Regions from separate parts of the Homo sapiens genome. Here region 2 is linked to region 1. The links are chromatin contacts, found by Hi-C or POLR2A ChIA-PET in ENCODE. All regions are on one chromosome and are shown on one strand. The core of a region is the stretch at or near the end of the contact, and the rest is flanking DNA. Distances in the headings are between cores, read along the strand shown.

Region 1 (6,087 bases), core at 1,160-3,659:
GTTGGGATGCAGCAGTCTCAACAACCCAATCCAGTCCTACCTCAACCATGTGTCACACTCCTAGCCGCAGCTGCCCATGGAACAGAGAGCAAAGCCAGGCCATTGCATGCATTTTATTGCCATGAGGATTTCATCGCCATCCTCAACACAGATCCCAGCTGAGCTATTCTGGACCATGTTGATGATGCTTTGTGCCAAGGGTAGACATAGACTGAAGGAGGTGTGCACCACGGAAAGTAGGCTGGCAACTTCTTCTAAAACAGCTTCCAATTCTCTGTGCTCCAGCTTTCACCAATCCAGTGTTGAGGAACAGACAGCCTCTCAAGCAGATGCAGCCCTTCCCCAACAACCCACCATCCTCAGGACTCCTCTTTGGAGAAGCAGCAAGGGAAGAGGTAGTGCAAGGAGAGTGGTGAGGAGTAGCTAGAGGCTCACAGCTTCTTAGCTGGGACCTCCGGAGTCCTCCTGGGTGATGGTTGCTAGAGAAGTGAGCGGCAAGGTGGGGGACTTAGTCTCCTGGTTTTTAAATCCCAGGTTCTTCTGAGGAACCCCAGAACAACTTCCTGCTGTCTCTAATTCCTCCTCCCTACAGCTGACTTTGGAATTGCTTGGCTTGGCGTTGTTGACATGATAATAATTATAGTCATTTTCATTAATTGCTCCCTATTAGAGCCTAATTGCCATGGAGTACAATAAAATTATGCACATCATTCAATGTGCCATATTAACTTCAGATTTTATTCCATTATAACAGTAGATTTGGTTCACTTTTACATATTACTGCTCACACGACTTAGTTATATACACTTTTTTTTTTTTGATAGACAAAAACAAACCTATTTCAAGTAGCCAAATCAGTGTAACCAGCAGGGGAGCCTCACGGGGGACTGGGACTAAGAAAAGGGAAGTTGTCTTTTTTCTGTGCTTCCCCTTTGTTCTTTTCTCTTTCTTCTGGTTATCTTTTTCTGCCTCTCCATGCACGTGGCAGCACATGCTCTTCCACAGTGGGCTCCTGATGTTTGATGACCTCCATTCAAGTGACAAGCCTAGACTGATGGCTATTTTCATTCTGCTTCCAAATTCCCAGGAGAAAGTGTCCAAGTAACTCAGCTTGGTTGATTATTTCTGATTCAATCAAGTGTGGTCAATAGGATGGCATGACAGTTCAAGAATTTCAGGGGCTCCCAACCTACGGGTGGTTGGGTGTGTGAGGGTGGTGGTAGAGAAGATCTCCAGTTTGCAGGGGTCCCCATGGTTGCGGACCTGTACCAGTCTGTGGCCTGTTAGGAATGGGATTGTACAGCAGTAGGTGAGCGGCTGGTGAGAATGAGCATTACTGCCTCTGAGCTCTGCCTCCTGTCAGATCAGCAAGTGACATTAGATTCTCATAGGAGCGTGAACCCTATTGTGAACTGTGCATGCGAGGGATCTAGGTTGCACACTCCTTATGAGAATCTAATGCCTGATGATCTGAGGTGGAACAGTTTCATCCTGAAACCACTCCCACCCCGACCCCCTGCCTGGTCTGTGGAAAAATTGTCTTCCACAAAGATGGTCCCTCGTGCCAAAAAAAGTTGGGGACTGCTGCTTTGAGGCTTTCTGTAAGGTGGGGGGTAATAATGCAGAGAACCTGTCTCTTGGGGTGGTGGTGAGTGCTGCAACTGGCATTATTCACAGGGTACTTTGCACAGTGCTGGCACATAGAAATCACTGAATATAATGTTTACCATTATTGCTGTTATTATTATCTCTTTGGGTCCTTAAAACATTTTTTCAGGATTTTTAGGTGGGTATTATTTCAAAATCCATAAAATACACCTAAAGATTTATATGAGAAGAATCCAAAAATCTCAGGGAAATCATATGAAAGAAATTATTTGTTTTCCTCAAATCTCTGAACGACAGTTTAAACATTTTCACACACTAGATCTAATTTTGGAGAGCTTGGAAACCTGGCCTGTAAGATTTCACTAATCCAGGAGGGGGCAGGCTTCCCAAACACAAATGTCCTCTGCTGAGGAGCCGTGGCTCCAGGAGAAACAAAGGCGCGTCGGTGAGAGCCGTTTCAGAAATCTAGTATTACCTTCAAAAAAATGTAAGAAATCAAAAGCAACTGGCCTAGAAGAATCCCTGGCTGTGTCATCCAGAGGCACCTTGTCACCTGCCAGGCCAGGTCGGCTGTAAGCTTGTGAAGTAAGCAAAAGAAATTTCCCGTGTCCCCACCCACTCCTATCTTTGCTTTTGTTTCTGGTCCTCTGCCCGCTTCCTGCCTGTGCCTTCCTCATTAGTCTTTGTTCCCCTCTCCCATGACAATCTATCTTTGGGAAAAATAACTGTGATTTAAATGTTTATAGAAGTAAGGATCCTAGGAATATTAGGTCGCTTCAAACACTTTCAAGCGCGTGATAGTCACTAACAAGGGAACTAGCCCTACCAGGACTAGTATTAAGAGAGATGGAGGATTCGTGGCTTAAAGCAAGGGCATTGAAGGTAGATAGGGCTGGGTTTCAATCCTGGCTTTGGTGATAACACATTGCCAGCTCTGTGACCACTTCCCAGCTCCTTTACCCTGGGTAAGTTACTAAGCCTCTTTCTCCTCATGTGTAGAAGGAGGGTAGTGTTAGAACCTATCCCAGGATTTCCTCAGGATTAAAAAGGAGTGTGCATGTCTAGTACATAGTATTTGGCACATAAGACATATCAACTGTAGTTGTTATTATAATAAAAGTTTTATTATAGTGATATGACGTTAATAAATTATTACAGTAATATAATTTTTTATTACTTTGGTTTTTTTTTATCATGGTCCTATTTTATACCACACATTAGACAATTTCTGGTGTATTACCTTTAGGTCTGAACTGGAGGAAAAGGATACATTTTAAATGAAACATGACATGTTAGAACACAGAAAAAAATGAGCGGGATGAAGTTTCTGGAAACTCCTATAAAAATTTGTTGAAAGAGTTGTGGTCATTGGAACTGAAAAGTATGAGAATAAGAGCTTAAGAGCATGCATCTTGAAATGCAGGAACGGCTGGAGGGAATCCCGAGGGGCCTGGACAACCCTAATCCTCTAGATCAGGAAGGTTTTGCCCTTGTTTCTGTTAGTTGCCCAAGGGGAATTACTGCCCCCACCTCAGTTTATGTTTATTTCTCAGTTTAGAGGTTTTCAGAACCAATGGAATGACAGACCCATGATTACAAACTCTCAAGGGAAACTTTTCCCCTAGAGCCCAGACCACTGAGATAGAAAATCACCTTTATTGTCTCCCTGAGCCGATGGGTGCATTTCCTGATTCATTCCCTCACTCTGAGTATAGCCCTTCTGAAGACCAGGATTTCTGCAGGGGTTGCAGTTCCAACACCCAGCATTCTGTATCTCCAGGCCTCACATTCTGCCCTGGCCTGAGCATTCTAATCCAAGCCTCTAGGTGGCCAAGCCAGGCAACTCCCACCCTGAGTGGCTCTAGCATACATGCACGTACTCACTGCTCTGATTTTTCCTTCTCACTTCATCTTTGACTCCAGGAACTTTCTTTACTTTCTTCCAGCATTCAGCCATGTCTTAAAGGAGACTTGTTTTACTGGATCCAGAATTTCTGATTATTGTGGAGCTACATGGTTTTTGGATTGTTTAGTTGACCATACACCTAGAGGCAGAAATTAGTTTAAAAATAATTAAACAATTAAATACAAAATTTAATCACATTTAAAGGGAAGTTGGGAGTTCCTGAGGGGTAGATTTAAGCTATTAAAGGAAGCTGCTAAAGAGAGCTGCGGAATGGTGAGGTCCAGTCAGCGTGGGTATTGGGTGGCTCTATTATGCCATCATGGCGACTGTCACATTAAATAATTCTGAAGCTGAAAGAATTTAAGGGAATGTTTGACCTGCCCCACAGTATATGTATTTAAGACTTAATAGGCCATAGGGAAAGTCAGCAAATGTTCAGGAGAGTCTTTTTCTGAAAAAATGTTCCCACCTAAGGGATTAAGGACCTCCTGTAAGGAAGGCTGGGCTCAGGGAACTATCCCACACCCTTAAATCTGTTTCTTTGTGCTTGTGGGGCAAGAATAAGCTAAGAGCACCAGAGTTGTCATTAGGATCAACGGAATATATTGGTTGGAAAAAAGGAATACTCAAAATGCTGCTTCCCCTTCCTTCACATTCTGGTCATTCAGGTAGTCTTTTTAGTTCTGTAATACTTTACAGCGAGAGTTTCTCTCTCATATACATTTTCTTTGTCACAAAAGCCGTGTGAAATAGACAGAGATTATTGTCTCCATAGCAATTTGTTCAAGGACACACAAGAGTAAGTGGACAAAATAGGACTTGACTTTCTGTCTTTAGGTTGGATCATGGGATGCCAATTCTTTTGTATGAATTGCACTCATTCTCAAGTCTCTGACATGTCAGGGAGAACTTTGGTCGTCTCTTTTGGAGGCTGTTGGTCTCTAGTACAGATTCTCTGCTCTTACTTGGTTTGTTTGATTCTAAAGATGTCTTACTTGGCTTCTCTGATTCTAAATTATCTTTGAGAAGAGAATATGGTGACTCTTCATTCCACTCTATGACCCAAATCCTATGCCTTTGGTTATCTCCTACTAGATTATAACCACAATCAGTTATACATGAATCACCAAACTAACTCAGCACACACATATTATGTAACACAATAGCTCCTACAGACAAACTGTGGCTTGGGACCATTATTTTAGATCCTGTTATCCAGGTAAGTATAGTAGGTCGCAAATGTTAGTGGTCAACCAATTAGACTGGAACAGTAATCATTACAGCAGGTCAAAAGTCTTGAGACCCTTTAAATGCAGGTATGTAAAGCAGCATTGAACGGGAACACTTAAATTTCTTTCCATCCTCTAACTATGCTCCAATCTCAAGTAACTTTGCTCTTTCATCATAGAGGATGGAATATGATGTGAAGACATAAGGGGTTGCCCTAGTCATTTGCCATAGTCTTTTTCTGAGGTTACTTCTCTCTATAGAATAGAAAGTGCTGGCTCTATACTATTTTACACTGTTTTGAATTCGTTTCTTCCCTGTTGGCTTTACCTGAAGGTTGTGTGTGCCATGGGATCACTAACCTTAAGCTCAGCCTGGCTAGTGGGAACATTCACTGAAGACACAACATCAGGCTGTTTTTACCAGTTGATCACATTTATTTTTTGTCACAAACATCATTACATACTTCCCCCTAGAAGCCAAAGAAAAACATTATCATAACCAGAAATAATTAGAAAAAGCACAGAATAAAAGAGGCAGTTCTGGTTACAAAGACAACAACCAATGCCAACAAATATTGTCAATACCCCTTTCATCTCCCTGGCCTTGGTTATAAAAATATGATGGTACTATAAAGTGCTAAAAATCACTAATGACATTGGAAACTCTCATCTATTAAAGCAAATGCAAGATGGAATATACTTATTGTAGGAAATAAAGAGGTTTGTTAACAACAACAACAACAACAACAACTCATGACTTTGGGAACAGTCATGTGTTAAAGACGCGAATTCCAGGATCTCAGTCATTTCCTCTCAGTGAAACATTATCAGAGACAAACAGAAAATCAATAAAAGATTTAAGTCTCATAGAGTTTGTGTAAATATTGTAGAAATGACTTTCACAAGAGTGATAAGCACAGCCTTATCACATTTAATTCAGCTGAGAAGTCCAACTAAAACATAAAACTCTAATTACCCCCTCTGATGGCCAGCAGTTTTATAACAATGAAAGTAGCTGGATTTATACTGTATAAGCCAGCACTTGAGCACTCATCCATGCAGCCTTGCCACCTCAACAGGTTGCCAGCACCTGCCTTCCCACTCCTCTGATGCCAAGTAAAAGTGAAGTTTGCTTGTGACGCTCCGAGATTCCTGAATTCATCCCTATTCTCAAAGGAAACTTTTCAATCTCATTCAGACACTTCCCAGCTCTCAAAAAAGACAAGGAAACTAATTTCTACCAAAGTGTGAAACTAGTGATAGTTTAACATGCACCTCTTTATTTAACATGTACCTCCTTATTTTTCCTAGAAGAGTTGCAATTTAACAGGAATCAAAATTCTA
Region 2 (6,071 bases), core at 2,518-5,017, 290 kb after region 1:
TATATATAACATAATTATATATATTTTCATATTGTATATAATAAAGAAATGTATATTTGTTATATATAATATATATTATATAATTTATTATATATTATATAATATATATTATATAATATATATTATATATTATACATTTATTATGTGTTATATAATTATATATTACATATTATATATATAATATCTGTCTCTCTCTCTCTCGCCTAGTTACTAACAGGGCAGCACTAACTGCTGGTGGAAAATTTCATTTCTTTCATAAGATCATTTCCCCTGCTGTTGCTTTTACTATAATCCTGCATGAACTGAGGGACCGAAATCTATGAAAGTAATTCCTTGTGGCTGCTATAGTCTTTCCAGGTTATTTCAGTTCTTACTGGAACTACTGTCGGGTTAGACTCCTTAAATAAAACCCTGTGAAGGCCTATCTTCTCATAGTCGTACACATATTAACAATAGTGATTTGGCATAACATGGGGAATTATTTTTAAAAGTTCTCTATAGTATTAGCCTCCAAAGTGATATCAGTGTTATCTTTATTTATTACAGAATTTTTGTTAAAATTGGGAATGCACCAAATTTCATGCCTTATTAATCTTGTAAATATTGACATGGAAATTTTAAATACATTTAAGATTTTAAAATCTGGGTTATCAAATATTGTCCGCCTGTGGTGAATTCTATTATAAATAGTGGTTGTTTCCCATTATCATATTGTTTTAGAGGATTGTTTTTTACTTGTAGTCTTTTCCTTTGGTAACTGCACTTATTTTCACTTAATAAGACCATATGGCCCAGAGGCCATTTGAATCGATTTAGAAGGATGAGTTTTACTCTGTGGGGTTTCTGTGTATGAAGAAATTCTCAACTGGAGTAAATAAACATGGTTTAAACGGCTTATTTTGGAATTCTGTTCTAGTTTTCAGATTTACTTATCTAGAAAAAATAGAATGACTATAGCGCTTTTGTGCTTATAACTTTACTACCTTGGAAGAGGAAACAGCTTTGGATGGAATTTCAGCTGATGTGGAGGAGGTGTGCTTCATGGGAAGGTCGGGTTGTTAACTAAGGTCAAGGTTTGGAATTCGTGCCTGGTTCTGTTGGTGAGGGGCTTTGTTGGTGAGAAAGGAAAGAGAGGATGAGCACGTTTTTGCTCTTTTCCTTTAGGCCTGCTGGATATAGCCTCTCTAGCTCTCATACGGCAATGCGGTTATCTGTCATCAGAACAGGAAACACTTTGACGCTTAGCTCTGGTTCACTCTGTCCCTAAACAAATGGAATGGAATGAGAATAATTTTTATCCACCAGTCCTCAGTGAGTCTGCACGAGGCAGTAAGAGGAACTGTCAGTAGAGTGTTTCCTTGGAAATTATTTTTTCTTAAACTAGACCAGTTTTATGCCAATTTCCTTTCAACTGCCTCTGGTTATAACAAATGCTTTTTTTTTTTAATAAAAAAAAAAAGGAAAGGAAAGAAGAACTAGACACTGTTCTTCTTGTTGAATTAATTTGTGTGGGAATTTCTTTCTTTAATTCCATCCAAGCAGCACTCAATTTTTGATGAGCTGTGTAGTTTAGTCTTACTCATAATGCGAAGTAGAAATGCATACATAGAATTCATCTGACTGAAATAGCTTTGGAGGACTTCATAAGCCATCTTGTCCAACCCTCTCATTTCACAGCTCAGGAGGCAGAAATCCAGAAGAGGGTAGGTGGCATTCAGAAGGTCACACAGTTTATTAAAGGCTGAACCTGACAAGAAACACATGCTCCTCTTTCTTATTCCAGAGCTCTCTCCAGTTGGCAAGCCTACCCTAACTGCCCTAACCTCAGCATGATTTCTGAGTGACTTCCTTCTTTGGGTAGCAGGCTTGACCTAGCTGAATCATTATTGCTTATTTGTAGAACTTTAAATACTTCTTTTAATGTATATTTTAAAAATATTTTTATTAACTTTCTTGGAATGGACAATATGTTTGCCCAATCTAAACTGAGACAAAAAAAATTAAAGATGCTGCATCAGAAATAATCAAAACAAGGTAATTCAAATCTGTAGAATACCTTAAATTTCAGAAAATAAGAAGCACATAGTTCTATCAATACAGCATAAATTTGTCTTTGTGTTCAGATTCTTCCAAAAAGTACAGTAGGAAAATTCTCATAATACCAGTGTAGTGGATCCATTTTAAGAGGTTAGAGGCTACAGCTGCCTCTTACTTCTAGAATCAAAAATATGGATTATTACATGTGCTGTTAGAAGAATCCCTGACAGCTTGCACTGATCGGTTTTCTTCTGTCTTTAGGTCAAATGAGCCTGTTGTGTCTCATTTTCTATGGTGGTTTAATAAGCACCTATTCTACCCTAAAAAATAGGGAAGTAGACACTACAGAACAACCTTACAGACATGTTAGTGAACTATTCAGTAAAGTTACTGCTGTGTTGGTAGGAAATATTTAAGCAGTTGAAAGTAAGCCTGACAATATAATCTTATTCTATAATTGCTGTATATAAGAGAGTCTGCTCATACTTATAATTAGCAGAGTCAAATACTTTTGTTAAAGAAGACCTAGAAATACTTAAGGTGCTCTGAAGTCCTAGCAGACAGTGTACACATACAAATTAACACATTTTCCTAGGTTCTATTTTTTCTTATAAACTACATGTCTGATCATGTGGGGTTTTTGTTTGTTTGTTTGTTTGTTTTTTGAGATGGAGTCTCGCTCTGCCGCCCAGGCTGGAGTGTAGTGGTGCAATCTTGGCCCACTGCAACCTACCCCTCCTGGGTTCAAACGATTCTTGTGCCTCAGCCTCCCAAGTAGCTGGGATTATATGCCTGTGCCACCATGACAGGCTAATTTTTATATTTTTAGTACAGATGGGATTTCACCATGTTGGCCAGGCTGGTCTCGAACTCCTGACCTCAGGTGATCTGCCTGCCTCGGCCTCCCAAAGTGCTGGGATTATAGGTGTGAGCCACCACACCCGACACATGTGGTACATTTTGTATCACAATTCATTTCGCACACACGCATGTATGTAAAAGAAAAGTTACTCAAGATATACCTATGTCTAATTTCAATATCAGTCAGGGGTCCATAGGAGATAGAAACCCCAGAAGTTAATTTTAGGAGTGACTGTAATATAAAGAATCATTAACCAGAGGGAACCATCAAGCCTGTGTTGCTCAAAGTAAATTGATCTACTGTTTACTACCAGTCTGCAATGAGATAAGAAGCTTGCACCTGAATGTAAAGCAGCTCCTCCTGATTTTTGAAAAAGTCTATCTATGAAGAAAAGTTAGCTGAAAACAGTGTGCTTAGTGATCCAGTTAATTTACCTCGAGTGTAAGCTCCTTATGTTGTTGTGGACTTGTAACAGACATTTCAAGGACTGGGCCTCACCCATTAGCACCCCACTGAGGTATAGTGGAGGTAGTAATAGCAGGAAGGCACTGCCACTGTGAGGACAAGGGGATTACAGAACATAGAGGCTCAAAGGAAGAGCCATGGAGCCAGAGAAGACTTCTGACAAGGGGACACTGACCAGCTGGTGTCCCTGAGGGAGCATGAGGGGCTTGGCTCTGGGAATGTGGAAAAACTACAAATTGGAACCAGCTGCTGCTGCTGGAATGAACTGCTACTGCTGGAGTGAAGATGCACTGCTGGGTGGGTGTGGAGGCAGGGGATGAACGTGATGACAAGAACTAGAAGCAAAACAGAAAGGAGCAAGTCCCATCTTCCTCTTGCAGCCTTCCAGCCTTCCTCAAGTGCTTCTAAGAAGCTAAACTTGGCAAGGCACCAGCTCCTTAAAGCCAGCAGAAGTGCGGCTTGCACAGTCTCTGCTCTGAGACCGGCAGCAGTATCTCAATAACTAGCCCAATTGTCTCATATTGCTGCATTCTGAAATGTACTCTGATAAATCTTATTATAACCTATTTTATTACATTTTTAAAACATGAAGGTTGCCCCATTACATTGACTTCATGACTAACTGCTGGGTGAAAACTTGTGGTTGAGAGTGCCCCGTCAGACTGAGTCCTTTGCCCACTCCCTTAGACTTTCTGAATCCAACCTTAACTAAGGTGCAGCCTTTCATTCTTCATGCGGTGTTCTCAAATTCAACACACAAAGCCACGAAGTGTTCCCTGGTTTCATACTTTGAGATGTTCTCTTTTGTTTATTGCTTAGTTCGGAATCTTTCTGAAATGGGAACAAGATTGTAATTTTTTTTGCCTATTTTGAGACTGAAAATAGAATTTGTCTAGCCATTAGAATATGAGTCCATTTAAGATTTTGTTCTCTGTGTCATTTTAAAAATCTTAAAATTGCTTGGACTATGTTGCTGTTTAAGGAGGCTTTAAATTTGGTTTTAATGAAAATGACCCCCATGAAATACTTCTATAAGAAGTGCACATGATATATAATACTAACATTGGGAAGGGACCCTAAAGATCACCTATCCCAAATTTCCCATTTCAGAAAACAAAAACCAATTTCAGAAAGATGAATTGACTTGCCCGAAGCAAAACTGGAAGCCTGTTTTGCTGTCTTTGGACTGTCTAGGTTAAAAACAATAACAACAACAACAACTTAGATAAGTTTTAAAAAGCTAGCAGTTTAAGTAACTTTTTATTAGTAAATTTACCTTACTAATGAAAACTAAAAGTCACATCAGTATAGAATGATAAGTTGGAAGTCAAGATTGAGATTTCAGTCTTGACCCTGCTCATTATACTTAATGGAACCTTTGCTCTCTGAAAGCTCATTTTTCTCATCTGTAAGATGGGAAAAGAGAGGTGGTCTCTGCTGGGAATTATTTGTGTAAGTCCATTGTCATCCCTTCACATAAAAAATACTGTTCTGTTGCTGCCTCCTACTCCGTAAGACCCGTTGTCCTGGCTGTGCTTCGATGCTTACAAATAGGTAAACATCTGCAACAAAAAGATCTTGAATAACGAAAGGAAATTCTTCAGTGCTGCTGCTTATTGCATCTTCCTTTCCCTCTTCTACCTACATCTACCCTCTTGCATATGTTCTGATTCTCCTCGTCCCTTTCATTTACCCTACCTCATTTTCCTTCTGTGTTGGCTTGTGGCTGGCATTCTATCTGAGAGGGCATTCCAAGGCCAGTGAGAAACCAAGGATAATGTGACTGTGAGGCCCTGTAGAGGCCGTCAGAACGCCTGGGTTATTGAATTCTGCCATTAATCAGCTTTGTGACCTTTACGCAAGCCTCTTAATCTCTCTTGGATTTAATTGCTTCGTCTCTAAAATCAGTAATGTAGACTATCCTAACTAATGGCTTTCAGCTCATATCCCATAATTCAGTAAAGAATTTGAAATTGCTCATATGTATGGTGAGCTGGTCCCACCTCCTTGGAAGGTGGCACAGTAATGCAGAATAATCTTAAATATCTTCTTATATTTTGACCTGGCACTCCAACTCCTATGAACTTATCTTTAATAAAAAATTGCCAGGCACGGTGGCTCACGCCTGTAATCCCAGCACTTTGGGAGGCTGAAGCGCGTGGATCACGAGGTCAGGAGTTCAAGACCAGCCTGGCCAACATGGTGAAACCCTGTATCTACTGAAAATACAGAAAAAAAAAGTAGCCAGGTTTGGTGGCACACGCCTATAGTCCCAGCTACTCAGGAGGCTGAGGCAGGAGAATTGCTTGAGCCCAGTAGGCGGAGGTTGCACTGAGCTGAGATCCTGCCACTGCACTCCAGCCTGGGGCAATAGAGTGAGACGCCGTCTAAAAAAAAAGAAAAAATTACACAGGAACACTAAATATGGATGTGTGAATGTGTGAAGTTGCTTATTACAACTTGTGATAATGTGGAGGTGATGGATATTCACTAAATGTATATGAATATATACACATACATAACATAGCAAATCCAAAGCAGAACTTAATGTCTCATATTAGAAGAATATTTTAATTAAATTATCAAAGTGACAAAATGACATGCAATCTTTTTGAGAAAAACTATAACTATTCTTAAAATATTTAGTAGAATGTTACATGAAAGTAACAATCTCATGTATGTGTTTTACTGTGGTAGTAATGTAATG

The links. Hi-C counts contacts between places; a loop is a spot of excess contacts on that map. ChIA-PET counts read pairs that join two places held with the same protein, here RNA polymerase II (POLR2A). Pooled maps may share reads with other maps.
Region 2: a loop to region 1 is called in a map with no recorded cell type, with 10 times the contacts of the local background. The contact joins two enhancer-like sites. A Hi-C loop is called at or near these places in 3 of 168 maps with a recorded cell type or tissue (Caco-2, HepG2 and naive thymus-derived CD4-positive, alpha-beta T cell), 14 of 37 single-sample maps with no recorded cell type and 16 of 50 pooled maps. POLR2A ChIA-PET finds 5 or more read pairs at or near these places in 1 of 52 experiments (activated CD4-positive, alpha-beta T cell).

Annotation. Positions count from the first base shown.
Region 1 is chr2:168,344,830-168,350,916 of GRCh38, forward strand. LOC105373734 (a long non-coding RNA gene) reads right to left here. Exons shown (of 6, transcript XR_923559.3): 3 at 5,104-5,213; 4 at 3,489-3,653. Among named protein-coding and RNA genes, the nearest start is that of STK39, 100 kb to the left of the region's middle. Within about 2 kb of position 2,410, at least 2 of the 41 ENCODE cell types and tissues checked have a DNase peak (open chromatin) inside an H3K27ac peak, as active enhancers do.
Region 2 is chr2:168,631,729-168,637,799 of GRCh38, forward strand. The region is part of intron 4 of CERS6 (ceramide synthase 6); the gene reads left to right. Among named protein-coding and RNA genes, the nearest start is that of MIR4774, 52 kb to the left of the region's middle. RefSeq lists an enhancer at 3,688-3,817. Within about 2 kb of position 3,768, at least 13 of the 41 ENCODE cell types and tissues checked have a DNase peak (open chromatin) inside an H3K27ac peak, as active enhancers do.